Linked DNA regions of Homo sapiens: region 2 is linked to region 1. Evidence: read pairs that join two places in POLR2A ChIA-PET (ENCODE). Cell type or tissue: GM12878. All regions are shown on one strand. Links, peaks and the distances in the headings refer to the core of each region. The heading gives the core; the rest is flanking DNA.

Region 1 (8,003 bases), core at 1,526-6,525:
GTTTAGAAAGTGATTTAGAAGGTACAATGTATTCTCCTTTTGGCCTTTAAATGTTTTACAAGGGTACACTTAGAAACCTGAGTTTTTTAAAACATATGTTTTATATTAGAAGATATAAAAATTCAAATTCAATAAAGATCATTTACAAGAAAATAAAGAGATTTTTTTAAGTTTTAATTTGTGTAGGTATATTGTAGGTATATATACTTATGGGGTACATGAGATGTTTTGATACAGGCATGCAGTGCATAATAATCACATCATGGGAAATGATGTATCCATCCGTTCAAGTGTTTATGTTTACACTTTGTGTTACAAACAATCCGATTACACTCTTTTAGTAAAATGTTAGTAAAATGTAAATTAAGTCATTGTTGACTATAGTCACCCTGTTGTGCTATCAAATACTATGTCTTATTCATTCTTTCTAACTATTTTTTTAACCCATTAACCATCCCCACCTCCTCTCCATGCCATCTCTCTTACTACCCTTCCCAGTCTCTGGTAACCTTCTATTCTCTATCTCAATGAGTTCAGTCGAAAAACCTGATTTGTTTTGACAGTTGATACTGACCCTTATACATTTATACTTTACTGGACAGAAACTAGGAAGTGATTGGTGTGAAATATAATTTGGGCAGAAAAGTTCACCTTGGACTTTCCCAAAAAATATTTAAAGGTAGTGCTCGTTATAAGAATGACAGTTTCATATACTTTTGTTAATTCCCTCTTGGAACTTTAACCAGAAGTTTTGGCAGCCTGATTAGTCAGGGGTATTTTCTGAGAAAAGAATAATTAAGGACGGATAATTGCACTAAAAGTAATTAAAATATTATTCAGCCATACTGATTTTAATATTGTAGTAGACTTATATTACTAGCCAGGGAAATCAGTAGACTTCAATAAAAAGTGTAGACATGTATCCAAACACCTGTAATCATTTAGTATATAATAGAAGTGGCATATAAAATTAGTGAGACACAATATGTTTTATTCAAAATATAGTGTTGGCACAAATTTGGAGAAAATTAAACTTAGATTTATTTGTATCATAGTCTCTAAAATAATGTTCGTAGATATTAGGGAGTTAAATAATCCCTAGCATTTATTATTTATTATGTGCCAGATATTATGCCTTGCACTTTATATAGATTATCCAGTTTACTACTTTTAACTGCTCTGTGAGGCAAATACTAGTACTACTTATTAGTTTTATGATAAAGAAATTAAAGCACAGATCAGATTAATCATAGATCAGTGGAGGCAGAATAGATCATAAGATTAAGGTCAGTGTTAGGAATGGCTTCCAGTCCCCACGCTTTTAAACAATGCTCGTTAAAAGAACTAAATGGAACTACTGCTGAATATGTATATGTAGTTGCAGCACAGAGATCTTTCAAAACTTGTCACCAAAAACAAAAGCCATGAAGGAAAAAATTTAGCTACATAAAAACTAAAGGCCTCCCCTCTTGAAGAAAATACCTTAAATGAAATAAGACAAATCAATGATATTTTAAATGTATATGACAGAGGATGGATTAATATATTTAATGTAAAGAGGTCTTTTAAAAAGCTTAATACTCTAGGAAAAAAATGGACAGTAACATGAAACCAATATACAAAAGAAGTGTAAATGGCCCAAAACATGAAAAATGATTAGTCTTACTAGCACACAAATAAATGCAAACAAAATCAAGGATATCAATCCACACTTTTATTTGAAATAGTGGAAATACAAAGACCTAAGTTTTTAACTTTAGAGAATTGATGAAAAGCAGTAGAATTTAATGCAGTCTTTAATGTTTTAAGAATAAAATGAAATGGCAAAGCACACAATGTATTGCCAAGTAAAAAGAAAGGAAAAGGGTCTCACTTTTATTTATAAACAAGGCACAGATCTGCATATGAATTAAATACTAGTATGTAGTGCACCAAATTGTTAACAGTGATCAGTTCTAAGTGGAAGGCTTATTATGGTTGAATATTTCTCTCTCTCTTTAAAAAATCTTTCACTTCTGTTTTCCAAATATTCTAAATGGACGTATCATATTTGTATTTAGGAAAAAAATATGTATGTATAGTGAAGTAAACACTCAAATCTAAAGCCACTCCAGAGCATCACTTCCCTTTTCTAGTTATTTTTAGTTTACAAAGCTCAATCACGTACACATTATTATTTAACAGAAATGCCACCACAGGTAGGTTCCCCCTGCCACTTGTAATAGCTTGATTTTCTATTTCACAATTTTGGAGATTGTAGGAGATCGGTCAGGGTGGTGGGAAAAATTATAGAAAGATGGAAACATTCCTGGAAGGCTGGGAGGTTTTGCAGAAGCTTTGGGAAAGGATTGGGCTGAAGGCAGCTGAATTCTCTAAGAGTAGATAACAAGGAAGTGTAAGAGAATTGATCAAGGTAAGTTAGTTTACTTAGGCCTCTGAACCTGGGGGCGGGGCGGGGGGCGGGGCGCAACCATATTAATTACCTACAAGTGTGTTGCCTCAAGGCCTTTGTCTTTATATCTGTACTGAATAAATGACTGTAGCGGCCGCTTGTCAAGGCTGCGGCCTCTGTGACTCTTTACGGCATCCTCCTTGATGTCTGTGAGTGGCTCGGTCCCCTAGCCGCGCGGCCAGGCAAAACACCTGTGTCTGTGTACGTTTTTTCATCTGTCATTTGGCCAGGGTCTGCTGGGCGGGCCCGGCAGAAGACGAAGAGGATTTTTTTTCCAATCTAATATTGGGATTTCTGGTCTTCCTTCTTTACATAAAGTATATTCCTCCATTCCAGTTCCTTAGAGCACATACATCATCCCTGGTTCCCTGGTGTAAAAAGTTGAAGTATTTTGCTCCAGTTGATCTAGAATGTGGTCTTCTTATAAACTGTTAACAGATAAACCCAATGCCACAGGATTCATCTTGGACCAGGTTGCAGTATTGAGTGGACTGTGGACATAGATAACAGGTGATACATGTGCCTCACATTTATCATCCCCAAACTTCTTGGATTCGATGCTCTCTTAGGCTCCTTCCAAGACTGCCAGTTTTAGATCCTATTCTCTGCTCATCCAGTCCTACTCATTGGTTCCAATCACTAGTTCTGTTCTTTGTAAATCATTTTGCTTTCTCCCTCAAGTATAAGGCCAGGCCATTTTCTTTATCTTCTCTTTGGTCTCTGGAGAAGCATGACTTTATTCTTTTTGGAATTTGAGTTCACCAACATTTAGCTTCTGTTCAGAACTGCTTTCCATGACTCTGGGAGCCATAACTCAGCTCATGGCTGATGGACTGTTGTTGGAAATGTGTGGCCTCAGCATATGTTATGCCATCAACTTCACTCAGCTGAATCTCACCTGTTCTTTCTGCCTACTTCTCTTTATTTATTTTTCCTGTTTCCCCTTTTGAACTCATATGACTTTTAAAAGCTCTAGTTCCATTAAATTCTTTCCCAGCGGCTCAGGCCATTCCAGCCAACACATCATCAGCTGCAGGCTGTTGTTTCTTCTTTAAAAATTAATATAACCGTTAGCATCTCTTTACTTAATTTTAGTTTGTCGTTTCCGGCTTTAGAGAACACAAATCTATAATGAGGATTAGGGAGGAGCTCCCCCTATGCATACACAGGCCACAGGCCTTCTTTCCTGCACGCTTTAAATCACTCAGCGGAGGCTCCTCCTCTGTGGGTTTCCCCACTCACTCCACCCCCACCACAATAGCTCACTAATTAAACAACTGAATTCAAAGGTTCAAGTACATTCCCAGCATACACACTATGTCATTAGGTTTATGCAAACAAAGTAGTTTTACTGAATTTATACTTTTGACCTGTTATGTTTAGGCAAACACTTTCTTCCTAAAGCCTGCAGACTCTGGAGTTCAGAAGTTCTGAAATTCACAGAAGCTGAGAGTGATAGAAGCTTGGAACTATTATACATGCCCTCTGATTTCAAAGTTTATGTTCCTAAAGCATTGATTGCCCTAATAATTAGTAAACGTTAGAAATTTATATTTGGTTTACTAATGCTGTGTAATTGTTATCTTGTTTGTAAATTGGAATTGTATGTGACTTTTTTGGGGGGGGGTTGTTTTTACTGCTAAGAAAATATGTCAGTGTCCACTGCTCTATTAGGTTGGTACAAGAGTATTTGCGGTTTTCACCACAATTAAAAACCACAATTACTTTTGCACCAATGTAATATTTAATGTCAAGCAAGTAACTTAAGCTCATTTTTCCTTTCTAAAAGGTTATTTTTGTGTGTACAGGCACAACCTGACTTGATCTCGTAACTTAAGCTCATTTTTCCTTTCTAAAAGGTTATTTTTGTGTGTACAGGCACAACCTGACTTGATCTCTGTGATTCCATATTAATTTCCCTATGCCTTATTTTCCTCACCTAAAAAAATGAAGACAGTACCTCATGGATTTCTCTTGAAGAATAAATAATAGAAACCATTGTAGCACTCAGTAAATATAAATTGCTGTACGAACATTACTAAATCACAGCCATTGTGCTGTCTACATAAGCACTTTTCATTTGGGTTCCTTGCTAATGCATTAATCTGTTGCCAGAGGTAAGACCCTGCAACCGATGTCAGAAGTGGATGAATTTGTTTCCCTGAATATGCCTAGCTTTTAAAGGCTATGCTTACTGATGAGAGGCATAACTTTTTATTATTATTATTATTAATGATAAACACAGCTACTCTGTGAACACAAGCATCTCCAACATGCAGAAATAACCCCTCTCTGTCCAACTGTTAACTCTGATCTTCTTTTAGTGGCTGTGGTTCTGTTTGGTAGGTCTTTTGTTTTTTTATTTTTTTATTTTTGAGACAGAGTCTTGCTTTGTCATCTAGGCTAGAGTGCAGTGGCACAATCTCGGCTCACTGCAGCTTCCGCCTCCCAGGTTCAAGCGATTCTCCTGCCTCAGCCTCCTGAGCAGCTTGGGATTACAGGCACGTGCCACCAAACCTGGCTAATTTTTGTATTTTTAGTAGAAACCATGTTGGTCAGGTTGGTCTCGATCTCCTGACCTTGCGATCCGCCCGCCTTGGCCTCCCAAAGTGCTAGGTTTACAGGAGTGAGCCACTGTGCCTGGCCTGTTTGGTAGGTCTTGCTTCCAAAATAACATGAGGAGGAGTGGAAACTGTTAGCTCTCTCACCAATTCAAATGCCAATAAGATGCCCCAGGCCGTCAAGGCTGGCTTTTGCCTAAGCCCCTCCTTCACATTTCTCACTGTTTTGACTACCAGAAGGAAAGGATGTGTGGGGCACAGTCAGCAAGTTACTCTAGTTATCTTACCCCAATCTCCAAATCCCCAGAACTCTGGCATTTAATGCCCCTTGGAATTATTTTATTGTTATTATTTCTAGTCTATAATTTGTAACCCCACTCTTCCCCTCCCCAACAAATGGAAAGCCAATACTAAAAGTTCAGTGGACAGTTCCCTGAATTTGATGATTGGTAGGCAATTTAAGATAAATTTTATTATTTATGTTACATTACCAGCTATGAAGAAAGGGTTGAGTAGAATATCTATTTCTCTCAATAGGAGAAAGTGCAAAGATTAGCCCATTTTCTGTGTGTTTCTATAAATATAGGTACCCTGGAATGTGATTTTAATGCTATATCTTTCCCTTGTGTCATGCTTTGGAAATGTATCTACCTTGGGAGTCAGTTAAACCACATGTGGATGTTTTAAATAATCCTTGTGATTAAGCAAGTAAAATATCTTCTTTAGATTTGGACCAGCTATTTTGTTTCCATCATAATTTTGGACATTATTTGATAAATTAAAACAATAATACTGATTCAGATGCCTAATATGTTTGTAATGAGATATCCAAGAAAATGTCATCTCATGTGTTTATTTCTAGATAGTATCCATCAGAGATAAGCATGGTTTAAGATGAATGACCAGTAGTTGAGACCAAGAAGGATGATTTATTAGTCCGTTTTAACACTGCTATAAAGATACTGAGACTGAGAGAGAGAGACAGCAACAGAGAGAGAGAGAGAGAGAGAAAGACCATAATGCAATCACCTCCCATCAGATCTCTCCCTCAACACATGGGGATGATAATTCGAGATGAGATTTAGGTGGGGATACAGAGTCAAACTATATCAGATGAAATGTTTTAAATTTTCCATTATATTTAAAAAGATTATGGGATGCAACTGGGATCTCATAGGATAAGTGGATAGAGAAGATGGTGGTATGGAACTCAACCAGATGATCTGATACAGTGGGTTCTGAATATTACATTGAAAACATGAGTGAATGATAGACTGGCAAAGGAATATGAAGAGCTAAGGATATTATTATTGTCTTTATGACAATATAAAAGTTATGAAAAGCACCTTTACGCAGAATCAATCACATTTTCTTCCTGAAAAATAAAAGCAATGTTGTACCATCCATTTTATGTATGTTCTTTTTTTACTTTTCTGGCCAAATTTTCTCAGTTCTGTTTCTTTGGGTCACTTCTTGCATTTGCCAGAGACATTTCCTCCAGTCAATGATTATTTGCATTAGTTCCCTGTGGCTCTTCCTGAATTTTTTCAATGGCATAGTAATTTTTTTCTTGAATATTTCCTACTGCTTTAATTTTCACTCCTGTTTTAAATTCTTCATTAATTAAGCTTTCCCAAGGCTTAAATACCTATAAAACTTTTTAAAACTTAATCATTTGATTTGCCTGCTCAGCTTCCCTAGTCTTACCTGGTTTTAAGACTGTTAAACCTAAAATTGTGCCTGGGAGATGGTGTGATCACAGAAGGGAAAAGAAATGATGACATTGTTATTGAAAGTTTAATGATGAGTTTCACTGGAAAAATCTCCCACTTCAGTGTTCTTTGTGTTTCATGCTGATAAGCCGCTAATAATTTTAAATGCCTTCATTTTAGATTTAATTTATTAAAAACACTTATAGTTTTCAAGTCCACATAAATACTGGGTACAATTCATTCGGGCTAGAAGAAAATGAACCTTACATTGTCCTTTGCAAATGTTGTCGCTTACCTCAGCAAGGCTCTTTGATTTTAATTCTGTAGACCATAAGCCTGCCATAATTTTTCTGATTAAGAATTTGGAACTAGAGGTTGACCTTAAGGATAAAGTATCACATTTTTCTTCAATTTGAAGATAAAGAAATGAAAGCCCAGAGAGGTTAAGTTTGCAGAGCAGGATACTAGCAGAGCCAGAGCAGAACCCAGGGATTTGAATGCTCTGAGGTTTGTTCACACACAAGTCACCAGGGGCGATCAGTATAACCATAAGCCAGAAAGACCATGAGTTGGTCTGAAAAATCACACTTGTCACCTCACCTAATTCAGGGCCAGATGTAGAAGAATAAGAAGAATGTACCTGAATCTGCTTAGGGGTCTAGTTATTTCTATAAATGGGTATATAGAGAGTTCACTTGAATTCTAATGGATGACATTTCCTCTTGACTCTAGGGAAAGCTGTAACTGTCTTATGATCCCACGATATGGACTCTAGGACTATGCTTTTGTGACTTTCAAATCCAGCAGTTGTTTATAGTTTGTGTTATAAGATCTCCTGCCAATTATTAAAGGTATCTTTTCTATTATTTGAAATAGCCTTGTGTTCAATTGTATCCTCTTCTTCCCCACAATGCATATTACCAGGATAGGCTCTGTTACTACTTCTGAAGATGATAAATAGAAATATAGTTTGCTCTTTGATGAGAAAGAAAACAACACTATTGAACTGAAGTGCATTAAAACAAATACCCAGAGTATTCATGGGTATTCTTGTTCCAGATTAATTGCCCTGGACTATTATTTTTATTTGAGCTTTGTGATTTTTGAAGTTTCCATATGTAACAGAATCCCTTTTTTGTTGTAAGCCATAGAAGCAGCTGAAAACTGAACCACTTTGATAAAGTAAGCGTATTTTCTGTAAAGGTTTATGTGCTTTCAGAAACTAATTCTTGTCTATACAATCAATGTAATTTTCTTCTTATTTCTGTTGTAGTTACC
Region 2 (8,003 bases), core at 1,947-6,946, 210 kb after region 1:
GACCACCAAAATGACCTGATTGTAACTTAATTACCTCTTTAAAGACCCCGTCTTCAAATGCAGTCACATTCTGAGGTACTGGGGGTTAGGCCTTCGAAATACAAATGTTGGAGGAGACACAATTCAGCCCATAACACCATTTTTCTTGATTCTTACTATATTAAGGGATATCACCAGAAAAAAAAAAATAGCACTTTTAAAACATCATGTGCCTCCGCAAAAGCACCTGCACTGAGTTACTGAATCAATTATTTTGTCTTTAAAAAGGGTTATAGAGAAAATATCTATCTGACCAAGATTTAGTGCCTTTCGCAAAACTACAGTTGAAACCATTTTCATAATTTTACCAACTTTCCTTAGATAACACAACCTGAATTTATTATTTAGCCTAAAATTTAAATTCTAGCAAGGCTTCCGTCTCTAGGCAGTGATAAATATAGGATTCAACATATTTTCTCTTTTCCTGGCTTCTAGAACTATAGACAGATAGATAGAGATAGAGATACTTTAAAATATAGTTCAGAGATAAATTTTGTTCCTGAAACAATTGTTTCCTCTTCCTTGCTTCTTTCTAAACTAATTTATACTTTTATTTATTTGTTCTCTACCTGAAAATATTATTATATTTTGATATCCGTTCAAATGATAATAATTAAAGACATCCCCATTGCTGTTATTCCCAGTTCTGTCCATGCTGCTGCAGTGATAAAGGGCCAAAAGTTACCATGGAAGCAGAAATCCACGAAGGAAAACATGAGCAAAAATACCTGTAAAGGAGGAATTAATAAGCACTGAGAGAGTAGACACCTTGTATTAATTTTCATATACATATCCCAGTAGAAAATGCAACATCAGTTTACTTATTTACTATATTTCTGTAAATAATTCTCATATATAATAATTGAAAATTAAAGACCACATTTTATTTAATAATGCCATAGTTTTAAAAATTTACTCTGTTTTTAAATTTTCCATCAGGCTTTAATAAAAACAAATTATTTACTAATCCAAATATTAAAGATCACTTATGTTTAATTATAGTCATTGTAAATCAGATAGATTTTCTCCTTCTTTAACAGATCTTGAGCTTCCTTACGTGGTTCTTTCCTATCATTAGAGAAGCTGATATTCTGCTTGTTGGTTGATGCTGTATCATTCTCTTTAGCTAGTTTCCACCTCTCCCAATCATTCCAAGGTTAAGGGTTCAGAAAGACCTCACAGGAGGGAGAACAAGCCCTGCTCTGCATCTGTAGTCTTCCTTCACAATTCTTTATTCGTAGCTTTTGATTTGACTCTTCATGTTGCAAATATGTGTCCTGAGCCGAAAGGGGATGTGATAAGTGACTGCAAATGGATTACAGACAACTGGTCTCCACCTCCACTAATGAAAACACAGTGCAATGTATCTGACCTGCTGCTGGGTCAGCAGCACTGTGATTTCTACCTGACAGGAGAAACACAACACTCAGGACGGTGATTTTTCCCAGAGTTAAATTGGACTATAATTCTTTGCTGTGGTGACTCTAAAGTTTCCCACAAACATAAAGTATATTTCCTTATGAATAAACCATTTTGCTTGTATGTGTGTGTGTGTGTGTGTGTGTGTGTGTGTGTGTGTGTGTGTTTCTGCTATAAAGGCTAAAAGTCTTGAAGCTGATTTTGAGAGAGAAGTAGTGTTAAGCGTTTCTGACGTGGAGAATGAAGGAAGATGAATAGAGAACAGGTTGTCAAGGTTAAATAATGACAATAAAGCTATCCCTTATTAATTAATATATCCCAGGCTCTGTGCCACTGTGTATATATGTTGTCTCACTAAATCCTTTGATTTAAGTCTATGAAAACTTAGAAGTAATGTGAGTGCCTGACCCTCAGTTATACAGTTAACTTGTTTTGAGGGCAGATCCCAGAGCTCTCCTATTCCCAAAGTGAAAACGACTGACTTTGAATTATACTGTTCATTGCTGATGGAGAGCAAAATGGCCCATTATTACCAAGTTTACTGTTTAAAAGGGCATTATGTTTATCTGCCCAAGATTACATTTCTCTCCCAGCCTAGAGATTGCTATGAAAAAGAATGGAGTCCTCCAGTCCTCCAGTTTTCTGATATTTTGTAGTTTCAGTATCTGTTTTTTTTTTTCCTTCTTGGAAATACATGAGTTATATTCCTTAAAACCCAAATTTGGGAGTATGAACTCACACCAACTCAAAAGATTATAGAGAATGTCTGTTATCCAAACAGTTTTCTTTCCTTTTTTTTTTTTATTATACTTTAAGTTTTACGGTACGTGTGCACAACATGCAGGTTAGTTACATATGTATACATGTGCCATATTGGTGTGCTGCACCCATTAACTCATCATTTACATTAGGTATATCTCCTAATGCTATCCCTCCCCCCTCCCCCCACCCCACAACAGGCCCTGGGGTGTGATGTTCCCCTTCCTGGGTCCAAGTGTTCTCATTGTTCAATTCCCACCTATGAGTGAGAACATACCATGTTTGGTTTTTTGTCCTTGTGATAGTTTGCTGAGAATGATGGTTTCCAGCTTCATCCATGTCCCTACAAAGGACATGAACTCATCATTTTTTATGGCTGCATAGTATTCCATAGTGTATATGTGCCACATTTTCTTAATCCAGACAGTTTTCTAAGTGCTGAGTTTACAGCCGTGAACAACACAGGTAAAATTCCCAATATTCATGGAATTTTTATTCTAGCTAGGGGAAATAGGTACCACATACATTAAATGAGTAAAATATATAGACTTTTAGGATATAATGTGTTAGATACTAAGGAGTGTGATAAAGCTAGGAATACTGGTAGAAGGTTGGGGGTTACAATTTTCAATGGTGTGTTCAGGAAAGGTCTCACTGAGCTGGGGCATTTCAGTAAAGACTTGAAGGCAGTGAAGAGGCAAGCCACCAGATATAAAAGTCTGGAAGTAGAAGCATGCCTGGTATGTTCCAAGATCAGCCAGGGAGCCAGTATGGGTGGAAGGGAATGAGTAAAAAAAGAGTAAACCAGAGGAGTTCTCAGAGGATCTTGTGGACCATTGTCAAGATACAATCAATGGGAAGTCATTGGAGAGTAGGCTTTGGAGAGTAGGAGTGACCTAATTCAGTTTATGAATAATGGGATTATTCTAGCTTCTGTGTTAGGATCAATCAAATGCTCAAACAGAAGAGAGCAAGGGCAGCAGGAAAGAGAACACTAGGACAGTTACAGTACTGATCCAAATGAGAGATGATGATGGCTCTGAGCAATGTAACACCAGTGGAGACATTCTGAAAGTTCTGAGCAAATTTTGAAGGTAGAATCAATAGGATATGGTCATAGATAGGGTGGGAGTATAAAAAAGGAGTAAAAGACAATTTCAAGTTCCCTGTCCACCTGCTCTCCCAAGAACTAGAAGCACGGTATTAATGAGATAGGGTAGACCACTGGGAGATCAAGTTTAGGGATGAAGATTGGGAATCAGAGGCTTGTTAAGTTTCAGATGCTGTCAGGCACCGAAGGGAGTGACCCAAAAGACAAATGCCTTTCCTAAGAAAAGCCCGGAATTTGTCAGTATATAAGTGATTTTTAAAAGAGGACTAGCTATATAATTTGTGGAACCCAGTAAGAAATGAAAATGCAGGAGTCTTTCTTTAACAATTATTACAGACTTCAAAACATTCGTGGCAGAGCATTAAACCAAGCATGGGGCCCTTCTATTACAGGGTCTTGTGTACAAGTGCACACCCATGAAGCTTGTCTTGGTTTAAGGGTGTAATTCTAATATGATCAGCAAGCGAGTAAGAGACAGAGAGAAAAAGACTAAGCAATGAAACTAGGAAGATATTTAATGTAAACAAGACAGGAACAAAATAAAAACGTTTGATATGAGCTTGGTAGTGGTTTCAGGCTCAGCCAGCAAAGCTGAATGGTTGCCTCTGGTTTTTGCAATTTTCAATTGCTAGGGGAATTTTATGAGTTTGGACTTTTGCATGATAGATTGATTTGGGGTGTTACCACCCACAGGACAACTCCAGTTTCTCTATAAACTTCTTCATCTTTAAAAAAAAAAAATCACTTCTAGTAGTAAATGGTATTTTGAAGTCCATTGGCTGCTAAAAAGCAAAAGAAAACCCATTTTTTGATGCAAGTTTCACTTTGGCAGACACGCAGATGAGGAAGTAGAAACAGAAGCAGAGAAATACAGGCTGTCAGTGTTAGTGTAGCTTTCTAGCTGGTCAAACGGTATGCAAAGCAGCCAAACAGAACCTGGTGACTAAAACAAAGTGGTAAGATTAAACCATCGAGGGCAAAACAGAAATAGTCAGGAATAAATACTGAGTCTGTTTCTTATCACGTGGCATAAAGTTGCTTTGAGTGTTAGGTTTCATAATAGTTTACCTTAGTTACTAAGGGGTTGCAAAAATACCAGGTTGGATGTCAGAGTCTGTGGTGGTCTGTGCACTGGCAGCTGGTTGAAAGCAAAAGACTGACCTTTATCCTGGAAAAATAAAATCTCCTCCCTCCTCACTCTTCCTGGAGTCTTTAATGATACCACATCATGGCCTACGTTGAGTAGACCTTGATATGTACAAATGACCTATCCAGAGTTTGAAGAGGGAACTGTAATAGGTCCCAGAAAAGATTTCATATTAGTATGCTCCATTGTCACAGCTCACCCCTGGCTTATCTAGAGATTGCTTAAATCTGCTTCAGGGCATCTGACTGCTTCAGGTTCAAAATGTCCATGGGGCATGGAGGCAGAGTAAGTAACAAGCCATCAGTGCGTGTGATAGAAAAGATAGTCCCCATCCTCTGGGTGTTAGTATTTTGGAGTGACAGGGCCAGGAGGGAGCACGTAAGAGAAGGCTGGGAAAGAGAAGATTATTATTGACATATCCAATATCATTGCTAGCATCTCTTGAATTTTTGTGGGTTAGTGGGAGTTAATACAGTCCCCTCCTGCATTCTGATGAGCTGTAACTTTGAGATAAAGAGCTGTTATATTATTCTAAGCATGTGGCCCAGGCAGTAAATATGGTCTTGAGTTCACATTTGGACAAAATTTTATTCTGTCTACATTGAAGTGAGATTACAAAGGCCTTTTCCTCAACATCGTATAGTCAGAGCCTGGCTATCAGCTCTTCTCTAAACAAAACTGGTTTGAATAAGTGTGTAATAGGTCCTTCTTTTGTCCTATACTCCTGGGAGGATACTTTGTTAGCATATTTTTAGATGCAAAGTTGTAGGGTAAAGAATGTTTCTTGAGCTATCTTGTATCTGTAAGAGATTTTATAAATATATCATGCTACCCTGTAACTCCTCTATGAGAAAAGTATTACCCCCAACCCCACCCTGTGACATAGATAAGAACTTACTGTTCAGAGAAGAAAATAAGATACCATATTTGTCCAATAACCAGGGAAGATTGATTGGTTTAGATTGTAGCCTGGGAGGTTGGTTTGGGGACTTTAATCACCCAGAAAATAACTCTAGAGTTTCTCTGTAAACTTTATCTTTTAAAAAAATGTATTTAAGTGGTGGTTCAGAATTCATACCCAGGTCTACTGGAACATATTCCTTCCATGGCCCTGTAACAAATGCTAGGCCACTGTAAGGTTGTGGACTTAGGGTATGATTTTGTGGATTTCTTTAACTTTTATTTTAAGTTCAGGGATACAAGTGCAGGTTTGTTATATAGGTAAACTTGTGCCATGGGGGTTTGTTGTACAGATTATTTTTATCACCCATGTATTAAGCCTAGTACCTGTTATTATTTTTCCTGATCCTCTCCTTCCTCCCACCCTCCACCCTCCAAAAGGCCCCAGTGTGTGTTGTTCCCCTCTATGTCTCCATGTGTTCTTATCATTTAGCTCCCACTTATAAGTGAGAACAAGCAGTATTTGGTTTTCTATTCTTCTGTTAGTTTGCTAAGGATTTTGTTAGATGCCTTTCCTGTATTAAACTCACATTAAAATTTTTCAGAAGCTGTCTTAAGAAAGTACATAATTAAGATCAGCATTTTGGTATAATTTGAAAGTATAGCGTCCAATGAAGAGCTTGCTACACTAACCATGGTACTATTTAATTCTAATATCTGTGTTTATTACATCTTTCATTGAGTTGGCTTGCCAAAAGGATAGACTGCGGTAATTTATTTAACGAGGAAGCTAGCATTCCAAAGTCCTCTTCATGTCTAATATTTGGCAGGATTAAATTTACTATATATCGCAGAAATTATTCCAAATAAGAGAAGACTATTATTTATATTTTTGGTAACAGAGAAAATGTATAGGATGTTTATTACAAAAATATTTTTATACTATTTGGACTAGTACTATACATGTTAGCAAGACTAACAGATTAAGGCACATTTAAAAAATCCAACTAATCAGTATAGATGTTCCCATCATTTTATGGCTGTTTCGTCGTTGGATTTGTTTGTTTGTTTTTAGGCTAAATTGACTTGAAAGAGTCTGACTGGTGGTTTTCTATTTGACTGGCATTGGAACATGTATGGGTGTGGTTTGTACTTTGCCACATTCTTTTCTTACCTTTATGTCCTCTCTCTGCAGTCAATTTTCTATGTAGGTTTTTGCAGCAATGCTAGCTTGAAAATAAGCAGGAATTCAAAAAAGATTAACCAATACTTAGGAAGCTTAGGAATGTTTAAAATAATAGGTTGCTTAAAAGTAGATGGCAAAACTTAGGAGATTTATAAGCCGTAAACGTACACATCCCTATTTCATTGGGATGGTCTTAATTGTAGTAAATCTTGTAAACTTTGTAGTAAATCTCGTTAAAGCATTTTCCACACTTAAACAATGAGCTCTTATGCAAGGATGCAAGGACAGCCTTAGTGGCAGATGAACTGGGCAGTAAATTCAGCAGTGTGCATGGTATGATTTTATATCCAAAGACAGTTTCTTAACTTGTGCCTCACATCCTGCTCATGGTTTGGACAGTTCTTTACCGCAAGGTTTTGCCATCTGTTAAGAGAAACCTTCTCCTCTAGGAAAAGGCAACACTAATGCTGATTCAGTTATTTACCCTTGAGGGCGAATGGTTTTTTTTGTTTTGTTTTGTTTTGTTTTGTTTTTGATTCTTTATTTAAAAGGACACAATTAGTTTGGTCTTGAGGATTGCCAGATGAGATCTAACTAGTATGATAGATGTTAGCAAGACTAACAGATTAAAACATATTTAAAAAATCCAACTAATCAGGATCATATTCAGAGATGTAAATAGAGTGAACAGATCTATTAATGAGGGTCGTAGATATGACAAAGGGAGAATCTCTTTACAGTCTTAAGATGTGGTTTCTCCGTGGCCTCAGTATCCCAAGTTATTTGGGGAAAATTCTATTTTGAGCTCAGGACATGAAAAGTGGAACCAGATCAAAGGTTTTTGTTTCTGTTTTTAAAGAATGAAATACTGCTGTTTCTGTTTCTATACCATAACCAAAAAAGAAAAAGCCAAAGCAGTGATTTTAGCTTTGGTTTTTTTTTCAGATTCTTAACCTCTAGCTTGTAGAAAGAAAAACCTTCCAGAAAGAGCTCTCTCTGTAAGTATCAGAGCAGTCGATTTCAGTGGGATAAGGGCAAGCAATGAGCACAGGGGGAGAATTTCAGAATGCAGTGACCGGGACCATATCCCAGTGCATATATCTTGGAGGGAGGAGATCTTACATATTTTATAAAAGCACCTGACTTATTTCGATATGATGCTATCACTGAGAACCTTCTGGAAGTGTTCTTTAGAGGGACTGTTAAAAAAAATCAAGCCCTTATGACATGCTTGTGATTTTTGGTAGTTGGAATTATGTAATGATGTGAAGATGCAACCACTAGCATTATTCAAGCACAGGTGTGTAATAGTGATGTTCTGGAATGTTGCACTCCCACTCTATTTTCACTATGTATACTTACCTTCTGGGTTAAACTTATTGCTACAATAACACTTGGCCCACTAGTACCTTCTAAAGAAGTTCTGTGTGGCATTAAGTGTT

What was found. Peaks named below come from ENCODE experiments on the same cell type or tissue, not always from the same donor. Only the 100,000 strongest peaks of a DNase experiment are listed, where the experiment ranks them.
Region 2: POLR2A ChIA-PET joins it to region 1 with 6 read pairs; 1 of 35 experiments calls an interaction of 5 or more read pairs at or near these places.

Annotation. Positions count from the first base shown.
Region 1 is chr7:126,653,492-126,661,494 of GRCh38, reverse strand. All of the region lies in intron 7 of GRM8 (glutamate metabotropic receptor 8), which reads left to right. It overlaps LOC107986843 (a long non-coding RNA gene), which reads left to right and starts at 7,069. Exons shown (of 3, transcript XR_001745350.1): 1 at 7,069-7,576. RefSeq lists enhancers at 3,234-3,283, 3,464-3,513, 3,824-3,893. In GM12878, for the core only: no CTCF peak of the experiment used is centred there; DNase peaks (open chromatin) are centred at 2,154 and 3,654; H3K4me3 peaks cover 777 bases; H3K27ac peaks cover 3,057 bases.
Region 2 is chr7:126,446,692-126,454,694 of GRCh38, reverse strand. The region is part of intron 9 of GRM8 (glutamate metabotropic receptor 8); the gene reads left to right. Among named protein-coding and RNA genes, the nearest start is that of MIR592, 610 kb to the left of the region's middle. In GM12878, for the core only: no CTCF peak of the experiment used is centred there; a DNase peak (open chromatin) is centred at 4,204; H3K4me3 peaks cover 973 bases; H3K27ac peaks cover 1,779 bases.